2 separate regions of the Homo sapiens genome follow, and region 2 is linked to region 1. Evidence: chromatin loops called from intact Hi-C (ENCODE). Cell type or tissue: psoas muscle. All regions are shown on one strand. Each heading gives the region's core, and the rest is flanking DNA. Links, peaks and the distances in the headings are about the cores only. Region 1 has its middle 40 kb from the start of MIR548AP. Region 2 overlaps AGBL1 (AGBL carboxypeptidase 1).

Region 1 (2,919 bases), core at 209-2,708:
GGGTCTTTTCCCTGCACTACTGTGAGAACTTTGCTTTATCTCATGTCTAAGATAAACACCCAGGACATGTCTTGTAGAGATATACTCAGTCTCAGAAATGCTTGTGCCTACTCAAAGGGGGTGTGTTGGAAGGAGCCCTGGGAAGTGTCAGGCAGAGGTCTGATTGATTGTTGACTACCTACCCCATGCTTACCATATGTTTATGCCATTTTAGTCCTTAAAACAATGGTTCTCAAAGCATGGTAACCAGACCTGCAGCATCAGCGCTGCCTGGGAACTTATTAGAAATGCAGAGGTGGGAGGATCACTTGGGGTCAGGAGTTCAAGACCAGCCTGGCCAACATGGCAAAACCCCATCTCTGCTAAGAATACAAAAATTAGCTGGGCATGGTGGCATGTGCCGGTAGTCCTAGCTACTTGGGAGGCTGAGGCAGGAGAATTGCTTGAACACGGGAGGCAGAGGTTGCAGTGAGCCGAGATCTTGCCATTGCACTCCAGCCTGGGCAACACAGCCAGACTCTGTCTCAAAAAAAAAAAGAAATGCAGATGCTTGGGACCACCTGGGACCTGCTGAATCAGAGACTCTGGGGGAGGAGTCGGGGTAGAAATCTATGTTTTAACCCTTTAGATTATTCTGGGGCTTGCTCAAGTTTAAAACTGCTGCCTTAAAACATCCTCAGTCCTTAACATAATCCCCTATGTGTTATCACCACCATTCAGATAACAATCCCCAGGAGATGTCTAAGCTGCCCCAAGCAGAAAGTGGCACCTCAGTGCTGAAATGCAAACCCAAGTCCACCTAGCCTGAAAGTCCTCAGAGCTTCTTACCACATCCACCCTGCCTGCAAAGAAAATCTAGAAGCTAGTTTTTTTTCTGGCTCCTCCTCCCGCTCTCCTTCTAAGGTAGTCCACTCCCTCCTCTTTCTCACTGTCTCTGATCGTGACCCTCCCACACCTGCTTTCAAAGCTTTGTCTGTGAACCAATTAGAGGTTTGAAAAGCTGGTATCAGAAGTGCCCAGTATCATTTTTATGAGACTTCATGAATAAGAAAACAATGCCAACAAGTCAATATTGCGTGCAAATGTCAGTAAATTCCCACTCAATGGCTCCCTAGCCTGAATTTTGCAGAGTGAAATCGATGCAAGTTTTGTCAGGCCTGCTGACTTTAAAGGCGGAGGACCCTGTGCATCCAGAGAACCCACTGAAGGATGTAGGCTGCATCGTCACTCACTCTGGAAGGAAGTTAACAAAAGTACTTACACCTTTAACCTCCAGGGCATTCCTTCCCAGGCTGTGGAGGGGGGCTCCTTAGCCTGCAGTGACCTGGAATATGTTTCCAACTTTGCAGAAGTGCTGAGATCCACAAGATGGCAGCAGCCGCTCAAGCTTCGCACAGGGTCCCTGCTGCTTTTGTAATTCCCAAATTAAAAACCAAACCAAACCAAACCAAACGTACATCTGCAATCTGGAAGACGCCAGGAAAGATCATTCATTCTAGGCCTGCCCCCTTTACATCCAGAACTGTCCACATCAGAATCAATGTGAGCAAACTGCTTATAAAGGTCTTAGGGAAAAGGAATCTCAATTGTTGACTCAATTGATTCATTTATTTATTTACTTCTTTTTCCATCCTCCCAACTTTTCACTCTGAAAAGTTTCAAACCTATAGAAAAGCTGGAAGATGAACATCTTCTTGGTCTTCACTGGGATTCATCAAATTATCACATTTAGCCACATTTATTTCATCTTTCTCTCTCTTCCTCTGGATGAAAGCTTTGATAGTTGCAGACACCCTGACACTTTACCTCTCAATAATTCAACACGTCTTCTAAGAATAAAGACATTTCTTTATATAACCACAACATCACCATATCCAAGAACCTTAACATTGATACATTACTTAATTTATAATCACATTTAAATTGCCCCAACGGTCCCAGCAATGTTCTTTACAATAATTTTCTTTCTTTCCCTTCCTTCCTTCCTTCATTCCTTCCTTCCTTCCTTCCTTCCTTCCTTCCTTTCTTTCTCTCTGTCTTTCTTTCCTTCCTTCTTTGAGATGGAGTCTCACTCTGTGGCAGAGGCTGGAGTGCAGTGGTGTGATCTCAGCTCACTGCAGCCTCTACCTCCCAAGTAGCAGGGATTACAGGCGTGTGCCACCACACCTGGCTAATTTTTTTGTATTTGTAGTACAGATGGGGTTTCACCATGTCAGCTAGGCTGTTCTTGAACTCCTGACCTCCAATGATCCGACTGCCGCGGCCTCCCAAAGTGCTGGGATTACAGGTGTGAGCCACCTCGCCTGGCCTATAGTAATTTTCAATCCCCTGCTACAGAGTCCATTTGAGTATCACACCCTCATGTAGTTGTCATGTCACCTTTTTTGTAGAGCTCTCCTCCTCCGCTTTTGATCTTTTATGACATTGACATTTCTCAACAGTCCGGTTCATGTGTTTTGTAGAATGCCCAGCACTCTGGATTTGTCTTACTGATTCTGGATTATTAATCCAGGTTAAGTATCTTGGCAAGAATACTACCAGGGCAATCTGGCATCCTTCCTGTTACATCACTTCAGGCGGCACATGATGTCATGTGGTCCCATTACTGACGATGCTAAATTTGAACACCTAGCTAAGGTATCAGACCTCGGGCAGAGAACTCATTCTTGTCCTGCGCCTGCAGCAATCCTGAACGGCCACCCCACCTCCTCCCTTGACTCGCTGGTCTGTACGCTCCCTGCAGCAGCCAGAGAGATGCTCTGAAAGTGTTAGTCAGATGAGGCCATGCCTTTGCTCAAAACCTTCCTATGGCTTCCCACCATGCCCAGAATAGCTTCCAAACTCCTTGCCATGCCTTCACAGCCCTGCATGGTCTGGCTGCTGTCTAACTTCTTTTTCAACATTAAAATTAAAAAAAAT
Region 2 (2,919 bases), core at 318-2,817, 740 kb after region 1:
ACATGTATCCTATGTTGTAGTGTCATATAGAGTCGTTTTACTGCCTTAAAGATCCCCTGTGCTTCCCCTACTCATCCTTCCTTCTTTCCCTTGGTGGAAATTACTGAATTTTAAAAACTCTCTCCATAGTTTTGCCATTTCCAGAATGTCATATAGTTGGAATGATACAGTATGAAGCCTTTTCAGATTGGCTTCTTTCACTTAGCAATATATATTTAAAGTTCCTCCATTTCTTTTTATGGCTTGATAGCTGACTTGTTTTTCACACTACACATTCCATTATCTGGAGGTACCACAGTGTATGTATCCATTCACTTAGTGAAGGACACTTTGATTGCTTCCAAGCTTTAGCTATCATGAATCAGGTGCATCTGGGGATTGGAAGCCAATTGGGGTTTCTATTTCAAGCCCTTTTTACTTTCCAAATCTTTGATGTGCTTGGTTCATTCTCTTGAATGAACCTCCTCTTGAATGAATGCTTTAAACATTTGTGAGCAGGTTTTTGTGTGGACATACAATTTCAACTCATTTGGGTAAATGGCAAGGAATGGGATTACTGTATCCTATGGTAAGAGTATGTTTGATTTTGTAGGAAACCACCAAACTGTCTTTCAAAGTGGCTGTGGCATTTTGCATTCCCAGCAGCAATGAGTGAGAGTTCCCTCTACGCCATATCCTTACCAGCATTTGGTGTTTTATATTTTGGCCATTTTACTGGGTGTGTAGTGGTATCTCACTGTTGCTTGAGTTGTAATTCCCTAATGACTTACTATGTTGAACATCTTTTTGTAAGCCTTTTTGACATGTATATATCTTTTTTAGTGAGGTGCCTGTTCAGGTCATTTGCCCTTTTAAAAATTGGGTTATTTTCTTATTGTTGAGTTTTAAGATGTGCTTTGCTTTTTTGATTTCTGATGTCTCAAGGGGAATGTGCTATAGAGGAACAACTGTTATGCAAATTTTGTGTTTCTCAAGCTGGGGTAAGGAAAGTCTAGGCAGGCAGTGCATGGACATATTGTCAAAGGTTTATGAATTATTATTTTATTTGAGATGATATCTATAAACCATAAGAGAAACATGTATTGCTAAGCTGGAGGACCACTTTGAAACCAAGTCTTATCTTCTTTCTGCGCCTGCATTTTCATTAGTATTTACAAGTGCTTTAACACCAAGTAATGACACAACAGTGACATCATTTGTTTTTAATGCAGTATTTTTAAAACCAGTATTTTATAATCCTGCTAGTATGTGGATATATTATCTGAGATCCAGAACAGCTTTATCCCTTTCTCATCCTGCAGTTCAGGTGTTTCTGGAGAGAAACACCAGAAATATCACTACAAGGTTTTGGTCACAAACTACAATAATCTCTACTATGTTAGGGCAAGACTTTCTTTGCCTTGGTTAGACACAGGCTCGAGCTAGAACCAAAGCAGAGAAGAGGGACTGCTCTTTGTCCTTTTCCCCAAATTCACTTTCCAATCTTAGATTTTTAAAGTAGGGGAATGCAAGAGCAAGCAAGAATATTTGCCTAAACACAACGTTCTTTTTTCTCTGTTGATAAGACACTATGCAGAGAAATGTGGCTCAAACTGAATAGCCTTGCAACCTTCTCACTGAAAAGTAAAATGCTTGGGTCCTGAGAGGCATAAAGTGGTAGAGGCAAAGCAAAGGAGGCCTTGAACTGCCTTCCCTGAGAGACCACTATATACGACATGATGCTGAGCTGCAGGATTCACCAGCAGAGACCTGGCAGGTATCCAGGCAGGATGACGGCAGCATACCGGAGAACTCTGCCCATTGAAAAGAACAGCTGCTATTCAGTGTCAGTCAGTTGCTGCATACCAAAATGTGGGCTCAAGTCAGATCTTCTGATTTTTCAAGGGAAGCTGGAAATCTGAATTTAATGTAAAATCTCCTAATTTTCAAATGTTGGCAATGAGTTTGGACCCTGTGAGCATCATGAAACATATCTATAAATGAGATCTGGCCTATCACAGGGCTTCCAAGTTGGTGATTTTTGCTCCAGTTGGGTTTGCATCGCTAGTGACTTGCTGACAAGAAACTGCATCTTGGCAAACACAAGGTGGCTATGTGGAATATGACACGGGAAGCACACTTTGCATAATTTTAAAGTACGTGACTTTTTTGCTTCCAAACATATTTAGCTAAACTGTGCGGGTTGGCTCTTGTGAATGCATATTACACTCCCTTTCTACCTGCTGTCTGATCCAACCCACACAAACCCAGACAGAGAGATACATCCTTGAAGGTGTTACTGCCTGTATATGGATAAAGATTGAGGAAACCAGCCTTCCTCTTGAGGAGTACTAGATCTCAGGCTCTGCAAAGTAGGAAGAGATGGAAAGAGAACACACACAAGAAAATCAGAAAGGAGGAGGAATTCAGACCAGAAATCCTAGGAAGCAGAAGTTGCTAGGTTGCTGAGACTCAAAGGTCACCAGCCATCAAATGATGTTTCAGATACCAAAGCTGAGAATCACAGCTGAGGGCAGAGAAGTCTGGTGCCTGGGCTGATGCACACTTCATTTACTGCTTTCTATATCAGTAGCTGTGGTAGGGAGTATTGGCACCTGTGGGGTAGGGTATGTGTAGTTCTAGGAGTTAATTTGTGTTGACCTATTCTTGGGTTTAATACCGTTTTAGTCGATCCAGGTTATAGAACTCAATCATAGGACACATTGCATTGTCTCCCCCAAACACCTCATTCTCGTGAAAACTTCTTGTTAAAAAATCCATTTATTCTAACAAATAACTTGGCATAACAAACAGAGGTCATGTGAGAATTGTTACAATAGCCAGGTGAACAATGCATGCTTTCTCAAAAAGTTAGGGGGGAAAAAGATTTGTAAACGACATACTCTTGTAGGAAAAACAAAGCAAAGCAAAACAACCCAG

What was found. Peaks named below come from ENCODE experiments on the same cell type or tissue, not always from the same donor. Only the 100,000 strongest peaks of a DNase experiment are listed, where the experiment ranks them.
Region 2: a loop joins it to region 1, with 5 times the contacts of the local background. A loop is called at or near these places in 2 of 110 quality-filtered maps.

The regions. Positions count from the first base shown.
Region 1 is chr15:85,863,918-85,866,836 of GRCh38, forward strand. No RefSeq gene overlaps it. Among named protein-coding and RNA genes, the nearest start is that of MIR548AP, 40 kb to the left of the region's middle. In psoas muscle, for the core only: a CTCF peak has its summit at 1,368 (motif pointing right); a DNase peak (open chromatin) is centred at 1,354.
Region 2 is chr15:86,606,895-86,609,813 of GRCh38, forward strand. The region is part of intron 21 of AGBL1 (AGBL carboxypeptidase 1); the gene reads left to right. Among named protein-coding and RNA genes, the nearest start is that of AGBL1-AS1, 290 kb to the left of the region's middle. In psoas muscle, for the core only: no CTCF peak of the experiment used is centred there; a DNase peak (open chromatin) is centred at 1,747; H3K27ac peaks cover 718 bases.